Linked DNA regions of Homo sapiens: region 1 is linked to region 2. The links are chromatin loops, found by intact Hi-C in ENCODE. Cell type or tissue: right lobe of liver. All regions are shown on one strand.

Region 1 (8,000 bases), 160 kb after region 2:
TCCTGCTCAGATGTCACCTTCATAGTGGGATCTTCCATTACCACCGAGAAGTACTCTCTCTTCCTCCTTCTGTTTTTTCTTTCTCCATACCACGTCACCATCTTATAAGTCATATTTTTCTATTTTTGAGACAGGGTCTGGCTCTGTCACCCAGGCTGGAGTGCAGTGGCAAGATCTCAACACACTGTGGCCTTAACCTCCCAGGTTCCAGTGATTCTCCTACCTCAGCCTCCCAAATAGCTGGGACTACAGGTGCATACCACCACACCTGGCTAATTTTTGTATGTTTTTGGTAGAGATGGGGTCTTGCCATATTGCCCAGGCTGGTCTCCAACTCCTGAGCTCAAGCAATCTACCTGCCTTGGCCTCCCAAAGTGCTAGGATTACAGGCATGAGCCACCGTGGCCAGCCTTAAATTGTCTACCCACCCATCACTCCCTCTTCCCTATCAATAACACATAAGCTCTGTGAGGGCAGGTATTTTGTTTACTGATATATTTCTAATACTCAGAGAGCACTAGCATACTGCAGGTGCTCAATAAATATTCACTGAATCAACAAATGACTATTTCACAATATAGCCATTCTCCTGTTTAGGTACATTTAGACACATATATTGCTTCCAATTTTGGCTGTTACAAACAATGATGTGATGGACATTTTTGTATATATGTCCTTGTGCACATGTGCGTTTATCTAGAAGTGGAACTACTGTATGATGGATTAGGCACATCTTTAATTTACTAGTTATTACCAATCCACTCTCCAAAGTGGTACTTATTTGTATTCCCACCTGCAAGGTATGTGACTCCTGTTTCACCTTGACATTACTTAACATTATCAGATTTAATTTTTTGCCAGTGTAAGACATGGTATTTCATTTTAGTTTTAATTGGCATTGACCTAGTTACTAGTGAGTTTGAACATCTTTTGTGTGTTTATTGGTCATTTTGACTTCTTCCCTGTGAATTGCCTGCTCATATTTTTTTGCCAGCATTTTTAATATATTCTGGATATCAATATTTTATCAGTTTTATGTGCAGCACGTATCTTCTACAGTGTTTATCATTGTCTCTTATAACTTTTTTTTTTTTGAGATGGAGTCTCACTCTGTCGCCCAGGCTGGAGTGCAGTGGCATGATCTCGGCTCACTGCAACCTCTGCCTCCCGGGCTCAAGTGATTCTCCTGCCTCAGCCTCCCGAGTAGCTGGGATTACAGGCACGTGCCACTACGCTCAGCTAATTTTTGTATTTTTAGTAGAGACAAGGTTTCACCACGTTGGCCAGGCTGGTCTCAAACTCCTGACCTCAGGTGATCCACCTCCCTTGGCCTCCCAAAGTGTTGGGATTACAGGCGTGAGCCACCACGCCTGGCCAATTGTCTCTTATAACTTTTTAAAAGTGGTTTTTTGATGCACAGAAGTTAGTTTCATTTCTTAAAGACAAATTATCCCATGTTAATTACATCTTAAAGGTGCTTAGAATTTTTCTTACATATATAGATTTAAAAATATATTTTGGAAAAACTACTCAGGCATTTATTTTTCAGCAAGATCTTTTACTATCTTATAGAATACATGTCTTCCATGCACAGATTTGGGGACATCCTTCTCTAAAAAAGAGGGATGGACAGGAGAGTTTTTAGGGTGTTTTTTTGTTTGCTTAAAGTTTATTTTTAGAGACAAGGTCTCACTATATTACCCAGGCTGGCCTCGAACTCCTGACTCAGGCAATTCTCCCACCTCATCCTCCCAGGTAGGTGGGAGTCCAGGCATATGGCACCACACTGTGGCTCAGGATAGGAGGTTTCTGAGCAGAGTACAGACATGATGGAAGCAGAGTATAGGAGCAGAGAATACTTCTTATTGTTCTCTTAATGTTTTATGTGGGGGATTTTGCCTCCACCATCTTGAGCTTATATAGTTGTTTAAAAAATCTTGACTGATTTACACAACAGTGGAACTTATTCCATTTGAAGGTTTCGTTTTATCCAAACATTAGAGGAGGCTGAAGTCATTCTGCATACTACTCCACCAAGAGCCTAGGAAATCCCTCTACTGAAATACATTACTTCATATATGAAAGGCTTAATGTTGTTGTAATGTTCTGGTTATTACAAAAGATTTAAGATCTGAAATGAAGTAATGGGATCCAGGCAGATATGTTCATTTTTGTTTACCTAAATGCCTGATGATTGTCAATGGATTATTAAACGCCTAAACTTTAGCATGACATAGTAGGCCATGAGCCCATAGTTCCTTCCCTCAGATTGTCAAGGAAACACTCTAGACTCCTTATCAAGTTTGATCCTTTAAAGATAGGAAAGTTAAGAGGCTGCTTCTTGAAACTCAATTCTGATCCTCTTTTTTCCTTCTCAATTACAGTCTCAGGTGGACATGTTGATAATTTAAATGATGTTTAATTTCTTCACTGATTCCAACCTTTTATTTCTTTTGACTTCTACTTATCTCAACACAATTCTACATCCTAGATTGCTAGAGTTAATAGTAAGGTTGTCTGGGCATTGTTAGCCAAGTAACATAACTTATTCAGATCAACAAAAAATGTGCTATGAGAACATAAACTAATTTAACTTCAATAAAGAATATTACCTTTTCAAATATCATATTATTAATAATGTTTTAATGAAAGAAAGTACTGAATAATTTATAAGTAATCAAACTAAGACAACATGAGAAATTACTCTAATTACTCATATTACTCTAATTACTCTAAATTACTACAAACTAAGGCAATATGAGAGAAAACTAAAGACAATTTTAAAGCATTCAACATAAATGTCTATAACTCCACATGTGTATAAAGGAAAAATAATTTTATGATAAATTACCTGATGAACAATCAGGAACAATGGTTTGTTTCACTAAGAAATGCTTGCTTTAATTTTATCACCGTCCTATAAATGCTCTATTTTATGTAATAAGGTAGCATCAATTATTTCCGTCTGCTAATAGATTTAGCTATTAAGAGAGTCATTATAGCCTGGACGCAGTAATTCCAGCACTTTGGAAGGCCAAAGCAGGAGCATTGCTTGAGGCCGGGAGTTCGAGACCAGCCTGTGCAACATAGTGAGACCCTGTCTCTATAAAGAATTAAAAAATTAGCCAGGCATGGTGGCAGCACCTATGGTCCCAGCTACTCAGGAGGCTGAAGTGACAGGATCACTTGAGCCTAGGAGGTTGCAGCTGCACTGAGCCGTGATCATGCCACTGCACTCCAGCCTGAACCACTGAGCGAGACCTGTCTCTTAAAATAAAAAAAAAGAAAACAAACCAAAGAGTAAGAGTGATGGCCCTAGTGAATAATACTGTGTCTTTTTTCACCATATCTAATAACACATCTTTCTAAAACTTGATTGAGACTATTCACCAGAAATTATAAATTGTAAACTTCACTACTGACAGTTGGCAAAGGATACACGGAAGAATTCAATTCTTCTAGCTGCAAAACAAAGAAACAAATTTATTTTTAATTTGTATAAAATAAATATAAATCGACGGTGATCTCGCCACTGCACTACAGCCTGGGAGACAGAGTGTGACCCCATCTCAAAAAATAAATAAATAGGCCAGGCACGGTGGCTCATGCCTGTAATCCCAGCACTTTCGGAGGCCAAGGCAGGTGGATCATGAGGTTAGGAGTTCGAGACCAGCCTGGCTAAGATGGTGAAACCCATCTCTACTAAAAAATACAAAAATTAGCTGGGCATGGTGGTGGGTGCCTGTAATCCCAGCTACTCGGGAGGCTGAGGCAGGAGAATCACTTGAACCCGGGAGGCAGAGGTTGCAGTGAGCCGAGATCACACCACTGCACTCTAGCCTGGACGACAGAGCAAGACTCTGTCTCAAAAAAAATAAATAAATAAAAATAAACAAAAAATAAATAGAGAGATTCATTATAGACCATAAAAAGATGGTAAATTAATTTTAACACTGTAGAACTTCTTACTCCAAAAACATGTCTGGTTCTTCGAATTTCTCTTTATCGTTTGCTAGTGTGTAATATGCTCTCTTTTTTTTAATCATTTTGCTAATTTGTGAAAAAATGTTGTTTTATTTAGCAGGAAACAAATTCTGTCTCACAAGTTGGGGCCTAGTCTCTGTTAGGTCAGACTGGAAGAACAGTAAGGGCACTCCCACATTCCAGGGAGAGAGTAAATGATAACTGGCAGGGACGTGGAATCTCTGTAAAGCACATATGGGAATTCTTAGATAGGAAGTGTACTCTAAACAGAGTCCTCTTGAGAAAATCTCCGATGGAAAATTGAAAAATTTAACAATTACTGAATTACCATCAGCATTCCAAGAACATTTTTCTTTTTTCAGACCCTACTAAATGAATCAACCTTGCAAAACTGGAAAATAAAACTAAAATATTTAATATAAAAATACATATTCCTTTCTTTTCTTTTCTTCTTCTTCTTTTTTTTTTTTTTAAGACGGAGTTTCACTCTTGTTGCCCAGGCTGGAGTGCAATGGCGTGATCTCAGCCCACTGCAACCTTCACCCCCTGGGTTCATGCGATTCTCCTGCCTCAGCCTCCCAAGTAGCTGGAATTACAGGCACCCACCACCACACCCAGCTAATTTTTTGTATTTTTAGTAGAGATGGGGTTTCACTGTGTTGGCCAGGCTGGTCTCAAACTTCTGACCTCAGGTGATCTGTCCACCTTGGCCTCCCAAAGTGCTGGGATTACAGGTGTGAGCCACCACACCTGGCCAAAAACACATATTCCTTTTCTATACTGTTTCAATTTATCATTCTTCCAGTGATAAATTGAAAAAGTAACATTTATCACTTTGTTGGTATAGTAAATTTATAAGTGACATCAAGATTTAGGAAGAGCTTCAAAGCATGTAGAAGAAGAGAAAGTCAAGGTTTTATAAGAAAATGTATAAATAAAATATTGGGGAAGTGTGCAGGGAGAAAACAATAAAATTTTTGGCAGCCGTGACTGAAAATACGCAAGGTGACATACATAAGATGGTACTGACAGGAAGAAGGAAAATAGGAAAAGATCTGAAAATCACAAATGTACCTAATTGTTTCAAAAGGCTGTACTAGAGAATACATGAATGACATTACAGCTTAAAGGGAATGTAGGGTGATCCTCCCTTTCAGAATTGGCCAAACAAATCCCTAGTTATTGTTCTTGCTATATGAGGAAAACACTAAGATCCTGTTTACCTTCTTTTGGTCTAGTGTAGATTTCTCTCCTACCTGGTCTGAAGCTCACACTAGTAGTGCCACCCCTTCAGATTACATAATACATATGGGCCATTGGCCCAGAAGGATACAATTGCACCCAGTGATGGTGAAAACCCTTCCTCTCCTTAGCATGAATTATCTTGTCAGATCACACAATCGCTCTTGGATTCAGGCCCTCCCTCTCTCCCTGCTCCCTCTCTCCCTTCTGCTGAGTGCCTATTTCTTTTAGGCAGTAACTTAGACTCCGTGTATCTAAAAATGAATAGAATATAGTCTTTTTCCTTTAGGAGCTCACTATCTGGAAGAAAATACCAATAGGGAAACAATTAAATACAATGCAACACAATACATTTTTCTACTACAATTGGCAAAGGTTGAAATGAAAAATAATATCCAGTATTAGCTAGAATTTGAGGAAACAGAGCACTGAATAGGTAACAATTTTTCTGGAGGAAAATTTAGTACTATGTACCAAAAGCCCTTTAAAAAATAAAGTGAATGCAGTTTGCTTCAGACACTCTACATCACTAAGAATTATCTAATAAAACAATCAGACAATTGTGACCATCATGGGCAATATAGGAAGACCCCATCTCTAAGAAACATATTTTGAAAAGTAGCCAGGCATGGTGGGGTGTACCTGTAGGCCCAACTACTTGGGAGGCTGAGGAGGGAGGATTACTTGAGCCCAGCAGTTCAAGGCCACAGTGGGCTTTGATCACACTAGTGCACTCCAGCCAGGGCGACAAAGTGAGAACCAGTGTCTAAACATAATAATAATTATTGGACAAATTTGCAAAGATGTTCGCACAAATATATCTATTGTAGCATTGGTTGTAATAGTGAAAATGCCACAGTGAATCCCTGAGTGTCCAGTAATAGGTGATTATATGCTACATCCATACAACAGAATACAATTATCACCATCAAGAAGGCTACAGATTTATACGTATCAAGTAAAAAATATGCCTTTGACACATATATGAGCAAAAAAAGGTTACAAAACATAAAATAGATGCGATGAAAATGGTACTTTTCCTCTGTGGTCTTTCTCCCCAAAACCTATCACCCCAGTCTAACTATGGGAAAAACATCAGAAAAGTAAATTCCAATAAAGGGGCATCCTACAATATCCCTGACCAGTACTCTTCAAAATTTCCAAGTTCTCTGTAATTAGTCTGTTTTCACACTGCTATAAAGAAATACCTGAGACTGGGTAATTTATAAAGGAAAGAGGTTTAATGGATTCACAATTCCACATGGCTGGGGAGGCCTCAGGAAACTTACAATCACGGCCAAAGGGGAAGCAAGGCACCTTCACAAGGCAGCAGGATGGAGTGAGTGTGAGAGTCCAGGAAAAGCTACCATTTATAAAACTATCAGATCTCCTGAGAATTCACTCATTATCATGAGAACAGCATGGGGGAAACTGACCCCATAATCCAATCACTTCCCTCCCTCAACACACGGGGATTACAATTCGAGATGAGATTTGGAGGGGGACACGGAGCCAAATCATATCAGTCATCAACACAGGAAACCCTAGAAACTGTCACAACCAAGAGGTCTCTAAGGAGATATGACAACAAAAAGTAATGTGGTATCCTGGATGGGATTCTAAAACAGAAAAATAACATGAGGTAAACACTAAGGAAATCACAATAATCTACAGATTTCAGCTAACAATGCATCAATATTGGCTCATTAATCGTAACAAATGTATCACACTAATGTAACACGTTAATAATGTGGTGGAATGAATATGGGACCCCCGTACTGTCTTTGCAATTTTCCTATAAGTCTAGAAGTGCTTTAAAAACTAAAGTATATTTAATGAAAAACAATATAGTGTAAACTATTTTTAGAAGATATATATTTACTGGCCGAGTGCAGCGGCTCACGCCTGTAATCCCAGCACTTTGGGAGGCCAAGATGGGCTGAGGTCAGGAGTTCAAGAACAGTCTGGCTAACATGGTAAAACCCCATCTCTACTAAAAATACAAAAATCAGCCAGGTGTGGTGGTGAGTGCCTGTAATCCCAGCTGCTCGGGAGGCTGAGGTGTGAGAATCTCTTGAACCCAGGAGGCAGAGGTTGGAGTGAGCTGAGATCACACCACTGCACTCCAGTCTGGGTGACAGAGTGAGACTCCGTCTCTACAAAATAAAAAGATATATATGCATAGGAAAAAGTGTGGAAGTGGAAAGATATATGGCAAGGTGTTAATGTTTTTCAGTCAGGTTTATTGAGTTATAATTTATAAATAATAAAATGTACTATTTTTAGTGTACAGTTCTATTAATTTTAATAAAACATATACTCATGTAACTACCACCACAATCAACATATAGGACATTCCCATTAGCCCTGATGCTTTTTGTAGCCCAGATCCTGGCAACCACTGTTTCTTTCCCTATAGTTTCGGCCTTTTCTAGGATATCATATAAATGAAATCATACAGGATGTACCCTATTGATTAAAATTGGGGTTTTCCCCTTTAGAATGTGAAATTTTGGATAATAATTTCCTTACTCTTGTTATATTGGTTATTTACATTTTCTAACTCTATAATAAACTTTACTTTTGCAATTTAGAAAAATAAAAGTAAAAAAATTATGATGGGTATTGTAATAAGAGAGGCAATAAAACTAACAGATTACATATGAGGACAATTTTTGTTTTTGATATTTAAGTTGCAGAATTACTTTACTAAGGAGTTAAATTTTATTTTTATTTTTATTTTTTTGAGATGGAATTTTGCTCTTGTTGCCCAG
Region 2 (8,000 bases):
CACTTGAGGTCAGGAGTGTGAGACCAGCCTGGGCAACATAACGAGATCTTGTCTCTGCAAAAAATATTTAAAAATTAGTTGGCTGTGGTGGCAAGCACCAGTAGTCCCAGCTACTCAGGAGGCCAAGGTGGGAGGATCACTTGTGCCCCGGGAGTTCTAGGCTGCAGTAAGCTGTGATCCTGTCACTGTGCTCTAGCCTAGGCAACAGAGTGACACCCTATCTCTTTTTTTAAAACAGATATATTAAGTCTTTTTTACAAAAGTGAATTTCAATAACTTCAATATCATAGGGTAACCTGGAATCAATTATAAAAAGATTCTCTCCCTCTTTCCTTTCTTGAATTTTTTTAATCAGCAGAAAAGATATTTATGTACAATGAATGGGTAAGAATAGCACAGCATACAGGTGAAGTTGAAAGATTTCGGAAACAAAACGCTGAGTCCTATGGAGACAATGGGTAAGAGAAAGTGGAAAGTGAGGGGTCCAGAGGTTGCCATGCCACCCTTGCACCTATGTGCCACGATCTGTATAATTGGCAGAGGGACTCCAACATGGCCCGACTTTCTCCTCCTTATTATTAGCATGGTGGTGTTTCTGGGTCTCTTCCTCTCCAACACTGCCCTTCTTCCCAACCCCAAGAGAAAAAAAGGCCATAAACCCTACTTGGAAGCTAAAACCAAAAAATATCCAGGATGAAAGTATGTTTTCCTTTGCAGGTCTTATGCAAAGGAAAAGGCATAGAAAGGTAATGGTCTGAATGCCTTCCAGTAGTCAATGGTCGATCCAAGGAATGCAAAGGGGCAGAGGAGGCAGAATCTACCTCTGCCTGGCAATGGAGTAAACCTAGACACGCTGCTGAAACCCACTGGACATCAGGACTGAACAACGAAGAGGTTAAATTACCTCCCCAGGGCTCTCCCAGCATTCCATCCAGGGTTCCCATCCACCAGCACTGACGCTACTTGGCAGTTTTGAATAAACAATACAACATCTCAACTATTGTTAAACTACAATGGGAGGCCTCCAGCGTCATGTGGAAATTATTTTTAAAATGAAAGCTTTTTCATCAACTGCATGAAAAAGCACTTAATAAATCCAGAAACAGTCTAAAAGGATTATGTGGACAAGTCAAAATGTGATTTTGATGGACTAAGTGGATTGCTGAGACACATCATGACATTTAAAACCAAGTGCAGAAACTGAACTGTATTTCATTTGTTAAAACGCTTAAGATTATAAAGGAGTGATACATTTGGCAAGGTAGCCAAGGTTCTTGAAAGAATCAGCAGCGCCGCAAAAGGACATCGAGGAGCTCAATGCAGCTAATTTAAGCAGACCTGCTCCTGAGAGGTGAACCAAGCTTGGTAAGTTTTTTAAGTTCACGTCCGTTTCTCACCCACATTCAATTGGCGGGGGTGGGGGGGAAGTTCTGAAAGCTTCCATGAGATAATCCTTTAAAATAGTCTCTAGAGGCAGCGGCAGCAGCAAATTATTCATTCCTACCTTGCGTGAGTTAAGCGTGACAGAAAAACTCTCTCAAGCAGAGTTTGAAGTGCTCAGGGTTCCCGCCTTGCAATCAGAAGTTAAGACCTACCAGGAGATTGAGATCAGCCTGGCCCACGTGGCAAAACCCTGTCTCTACCAAAAAATATAAGAAATTAGCCAGGTGTGGTGGCGGATGTCTGTAATCCCAGATACTCAGGAGGCTGAGGCAGGAGAATCGCTTGAACCTGGGAGGCAGAGGCTGCAGTGAGCCAAGATCACATCACGGCACTCCAGCCTGGGCGACAGAGTGAGATTCTGTCTCAAAAAGAAAAACAAAAAGTTAAGACCTGCAAACAGCGAATAGAATACAAAAGCCTAATTCAGTGCTGGCATATGAAGCATCAATCCATAAAAATGGCTGGTTAGTTTCCGAAGTTTTGATCTGGTGTCATATAGCCTAAAGAACAAAGAATTTACAGGAAATGATTTTAGGAGCCTGGAAATTTTAATTCCATCTCAGATACTGTTATTTCCTTTTAATAGTAAAATCTACGTAACTATTGATTTGACAAGTTTTTCATTTGGCTGCCTGTGCTATTAATCATCACGGAACTTTAGTCCAAAATTCAAATCAAACATCACCATACACGCCTCACTTCCAGGTCCCGGGTACATGTTGTTCGTTTCTGGTTATTCTAGTGTAGACTCCTTGCTTACTTTGGAATTTTGGCAGGAATTGTTCACCATTTCTGAAAAATCATATCACTGACCACCTAACCGCTTGTAGTGTTTGAGTCACTAGCTTTTCATCATGGTAATTCCACACACATGTAAGCATCCAACGGTTTCATTCCATCTTCCAGTAAGTACAGTTTTGTGTGAGCAATGAATATGAAAAGGTAAAAATGGCCTTCTTTAATTTCTCCTTACATTGCAGGTAGGACATTATATTGACTTTTTAAGCATGCATGAATAGATGTATTATATTGGCTATGTGATACTCATTTCAGGGTAGAAAAAAGATAATAAAAATATTTCTTATGACTGAGAAGCACTGACCTACAGGTTATGCCAGCACTTCCCCAGTGACGATGATAATGTCATCAGTGACCTTGATGATGATTTCCAGCAGAGAAGGCGGTGCAGGTGAAACTGTCCCCCACCTTAAAAATCAGCTTTTGGCAGGGCACAGTGGCTCATGCTTATAATCCCAGCACTCTCGGAGGCCGAGGCAGGAGGATCATAGGAGCCAGGAGTTCAGGACCAGCTCAGGCAACATCTCTACAAATAATTGTAGAGATACCCCATCTCTACAAATAATAATTTTTTAAAAAATTAGGCCAGGCGTGGTGGCTCACGCCTGTAATCCCAACAATTTGGGAGGCCGAGGTAGATGGATCACTTGAGGCCAAGAGTTCAAGACCCGTCAGGCCAACATGGTGAAACCCTGTCTCTACAAAAATACAAAAATTGGCCGGGCATGGTGGTGGTCACCTGTAGTCCCAACTACTTGGAAGGCTAAGGCAGGAGAATCGCTTGAGCCTGGGAGGCGGCAGTTGCAGTGAGTCAAGATTGCGCCACTGCACTCCAGCCTGGGTGGCAGAGCAAGACTCCATCTTGGAAAAAAAAAAAAATAGCCAGATGTGGTGGTGCACACCTGTAGCCCCAGCTACTCTGGAGGCTGAGGTCAGAAGATGGCTTGAGCCCAGAAGTTTGAGGCTGCAGTGAGCCATGAACATGCCACTGCACTCTAGCAGCCTGGACAACAAAGCAAGACTTCATCTGGAAGAAAAAAAAAAAAAAAAAAAAGCAGCATTTTTCTTTCTTCTAAGAACTACTAAAAATATATGTGAACATAGACCCTTTCTCCACAATGCTCATAGATTTGGATTTGCTGACCAGACTAAAACAACGTCCAGCGTTTCCTCATCTCTTTGTGGTAGGGTGGGTGAAGCTAAACAATCCCACTAATACTGAATGCTGCCTTCATTCAAAGACGACTGCATCCTCACACTCTTAAGTACAATAATGAAAATGAAATTAAAGTAAATGGACTTACATGTATTTCTCTTTAATTCAGGTTCACCCATATGTTTCTAAACATTAGACTGCAAAAAGTGCAAGAGTCCAAGGTCAGAGCTTAGGGCCTGGAGATCCATCAGATTCCCTGTTTAATCATCAGCAAGTCACCTACTCTCTGTGTGTCCAAGTCATCTAGCTGTAAAATTTGGATCCTATTTGTCTGTTACCTCTTGACCCAGGCACAGAGTATAACCTAAGAAAACATTCTGAGCTACCTAATTGTTTTGGATTCTATTACATATTTTTTTCAAAACAAATTCTACATAATTTAGTGTTTTATGGTAACCAGTACAATATAAAAAAATGTAAGGCCAGGCGCAGTGGCTCATGCCTGTAATCCCAGCACTTTGGGAGGCCAAGGTGGGTGGATCACCTGAGGTCAAGAGTTCGAGACCAGCCTGGCCAATATGGTGAAAGCCCATCTCTACTAAAAGTACAGAAATTAGCTGGGTGTGGTGGCAGGTGCCTGTAATTCCAGCTACTTGGGAGGCTGAGGCAGGAGAATCACCTGAATGCAGGAGACTGAGGCTGCAGTGAGCCGAGACTGCACCATTGCACTCCAGCCTGGGGAACACAGCAAGTCTCCGTCTCAAAAAAAAACAGAAAGATTTAGAACTCTTTAAGGTCTTTTTCTCCTTATATAACATATGCAGAAATAATGGTGCTATTGAAATTAGAATGGACCAAGTGTATAACCCAGATACACAAGAAACTTCCAGTTTCTCATTCAGTGCTTGAGATACCTTAAGATGATCAAATCACAAATGCTCAGTTAAGTCCAATCAGATCTCAAGGCAAGATCTCAGGCAGGGTCAGCTTAGTACCTATAGAAGGCATCAGAAAGTAACTTTCCAATGTCACCTAAATGCCTTCCCTGTTGGTGCTGAGAGATTTCAGGATACAAGGAAGAATGAAGTACCTTTAAAATGAAGCAGGCCGGGCATGGTGGCTCATGACATGACTGTAATCCCAGCACTTTGAGAGGCCGAGGCGGGTGGATCACCTGAGGTCAGGAGTTCGAGACCAGCCTGGCCAACATGGTGAAACCCCATCTCTACTAAAAAAATACAAAAACTAGCTGGGCATGTTGGCATGCATCTGTAGCTCCAGCTACTAGGGAGGCTGAGGCAGAAGAATTGCTTGAATCCAGGAGGCAGAGGTTGCAGTGAACCAAGATTGCACCACTGCACGCCAGCCTGGGCAACAGAGCAAGACTCCATCTCAAAAAAAAAATATTAATTAATTAATTAAAATGAAGCAACACAGAGGTATTTTAAGGTCCACTCAGTGCTTTCTTTTCTGTTCTTTTATTTTCTTTTTCTTTTCTTTTCGAGACCAGTTCTCACTCTATTGCCCAGGCTGGAGTGCAGTAGCACAATGATGGCTCATGGCAGCCTTGAACTCCTGACCTCAAGGGATCCTCCTGCCTTAGCCTCCTAAGTAGTTGGGACTATAGGCATGAGCCTGGCAACCTTCCTTCAATTTGAACTAGCAATGCCTACTGCAAAAATTTAAGTGTTTATCAGCACTGTAAAGGGTCATTAAACTTTAGGTTACTGAGTGAAAAAACCAAAGAACATTCTTTCCAAATGCTTTTAAACTTTTATTTTACCTTTTACTTTGTAACCAAAAGAGAACATTGCTCAAAAAAATCAATTATAATCCTTGCTTCCCTGGGTTTAAGCCATTTGTTTTTCATGAAATTACTATCAATTTAAATGAAAAATAATATTAATACCTTTTAAATTCAGAGCTATACTTAAAATTTTCTTAATGTCGTTGCTAAACCAACACTTAGATCTTACTATCCCTATTAGAGCTTATAGTCTGGCAATTATAGGGATCAAACACTTTAATTTGTGAGAGAAGAAACTCATGTTTTAAAATAACCCTAACCTCCAATATTTCAACATGTTCTTTAGAAAATTCATCCCACAAAAATGGCCACTTCATTCTGTAACATGATATATCTACAAAAATCACTGTGTGTCAGAATACAATAACCACTTGGAAAGGGCTGCCTGCATTTCTAAATCATGTGTAAATCATTTGAAAGTATTTTCTCATAATGATTATGAAAGCATTAAATTCAATAGAAAACAAAGGATTCCATTCAAATGTATGTCCCTTCATTTACTTTTTAAGGTACTAAATGTATAAAATAGAATCTGGATTAACTGGAAAGAAATGAACATAAAATCTGGTTCCACTATAAATCTGAATCACTTATCCCAGAACTTTCTTCTAAAGTAAAACTCACCAGGATTGTTGGGAATCTTTTGATTATACTCCCTGGCCTGACTTTATTTAAATAACTCTTTAATTCTGACATAGCAACCATATTCATTGTTATTTTTTAAATCTGTTATGTTCTCCAGTCCCAAGCTAAACCAACACTTAGATCATTCAGGAAATGTAAAACACTGCTGGCAATCTGTTAGAAAACCCTTTAACCTTTTGTTACACATTCAGCACCATCCCTAGACACTTGTGTGGCTATTGCTCAATTGCACCTGTTATGCAGAAAACTCATACAAGAGGAGTACTATTTTAAAAAATTTACTCTTAGGTGAATCTAAAATGATTAATACTGATTATAAGAGTTTTTCTTGCCCGGGCACGGTGGCTCATGCCTGCAATCCCAGCACTCTCGGAGGCCGAGGCGGGCGGATCACAAGGTCAAGAGATCAAGACCATCCTGGCCAACATGGTGAAACCCTGTCTCTACTAAAAAAGCAAAAGTTGGCTGGGTGTAGTGGCACGCACATGTAGTCCCAGCTACTCGGGAGGCTGAGGCAGAAGAATCGCTTGAACCCGGGAGGTGGAGGTTGCAGTGAACCGAGATCACGCCACTGGATTCCAGCCTGGCGACAGAGCGAGACTCCATCTCAAAAAAGAAAAAAAAAGTTTTTCTTAAATCCAGCAACAGTATCACAAAAACTCAAGAATTTATTTAATAACAAAAACAAAAAACTAAGGCTAAAGAATAAGAAAATGTACACACTTTAACTTTTTCATTGAAAGATCTATCAGACTGCAAACCTATAAAGCCGATAAGTTTATCATTATTTCACAGGACTACAATGAGATAGCAGCATACAGAAAAATGGTAACTACTAATTAAGCTGGGATTTTTAAGATGTGAAGATGAAATATCAGGCTTATGTTTTTAAGCTTGTTATTTTGATATCACTATCAATTTACTAAAAGTTGTGTCAAATTTATAGAATAATTTGCAGGAGAATTGATATCTTTACTATGGTGTGTCTTCCAATCCATGAAATGATATGTCTCTCCATGTGTTCACGTCTTTGATTTTATCCATCAGCATTTTGTAATTTTCAGCATACAGATTTTGTATGTTTCATTAGATTTATACCTAAGTATTTCCTTTCTTATGTGCAAATACGGTTATTGTTTTCTGTTTTTGTTTTTGTTTTGAGACAGAGTCTCACTCTGTCTTCAGGCTGGAGTGTAGTGGTACTATCTCAGCTCACTGCAACCTCAATCTCCCAGGTTCAAGTTATTCTCCTGCCTCAGCCTCCGGAGTAGCTGGAATTACATGCTCCTGCCACCACGCCCAGCTAATTTTTGTATTTTTAGTAGAGAAGGGGTTTCACCATGTTGGCCAAGCTGCTCTCGAACTCCTGACCTCTGACGATCCTGCCCATCTCAACTTCCCAAAGTGCTGGGACTACAGGCATGAGCCACCATGCCCAGCCGGTTATTGTATTTTTAATTTCAGTTTCCATGGAAATGCAAATTTTGTTAGATTTACAAATGTTTGTTTCATCTAATTTTTTTTCCCAACAATATGGGGCATTTATCATTTCCCATGGATAAAGAGAATCCACTTGGAACTGAATATAGCATGCCTTTTGTTCTTTTCATCATTGGTAGGTGTAAGTGTTTAAAATTACATTCTCCTCATCAGATGCATTAAGAATCCATGCCTTCAAGGGACTGTGGTGTTGTGACAAATTAAAACAGAATTCCTTCCCGGACAGTTCATAAATCTAAAATGGAAATCATCATGGCTAAATCTATGAAGCACCCACAGAAAAAGCCCTCCAAACAAACAGAGAAATTACATTATAAACAAAAATTAATTCAGCTCACATTGTTGTTTGCTGGTTTTCTTTTATGGAAAGAAGATACCTTCCACTCCCAAAATTAGCTACTTAAGCAATGGCCAAAATATAACTATCAGTTTTAAGCTTTTAAAGCCAAAGAGTATATTGAGAGGGGATTATTTATACCATTTGAGGATTCTGAGGGGTTTTTTTAAATTTTACATTTTTTTTATTTTTTGTAGAGATGAGGTTTGTCATGTTGCCCAGGCTGGTCTTGAACTCCTGAGGTCAAGCGATCCACCCATCTCAGTCTCCCAAAGTGCTGGGATCACAGGGATGAGCCAACTGTGTCAGCCTGG

The links. Peaks named below come from ENCODE experiments on the same cell type or tissue, not always from the same donor. Only the 100,000 strongest peaks of a DNase experiment are listed, where the experiment ranks them.
Region 1: it touches region 2 in a loop (6-fold over the local background); 104 of 110 quality-filtered maps call a loop at or near these places.

The regions. Positions count from the first base shown.
Region 1 is chr6:138,753,166-138,761,165 of GRCh38, forward strand. The region is part of intron 2 of CCDC28A-AS1 (CCDC28A antisense RNA 1); the gene reads right to left. Among named protein-coding and RNA genes, the nearest start is that of CCDC28A-AS1, 17 kb to the right of the region's middle. In right lobe of liver, no CTCF peak of the experiment used is centred here; no DNase peak of the experiment used is centred here.
Region 2 is chr6:138,595,353-138,603,352 of GRCh38, forward strand. It overlaps a transcript of NHSL1 not described here. Among named protein-coding and RNA genes, the nearest start is that of NHSL1-AS1, 92 kb to the right of the region's middle. In right lobe of liver, no CTCF peak of the experiment used is centred here; DNase peaks (open chromatin) are centred at 2,147 and 3,623; H3K27ac peaks cover 4,837 bases.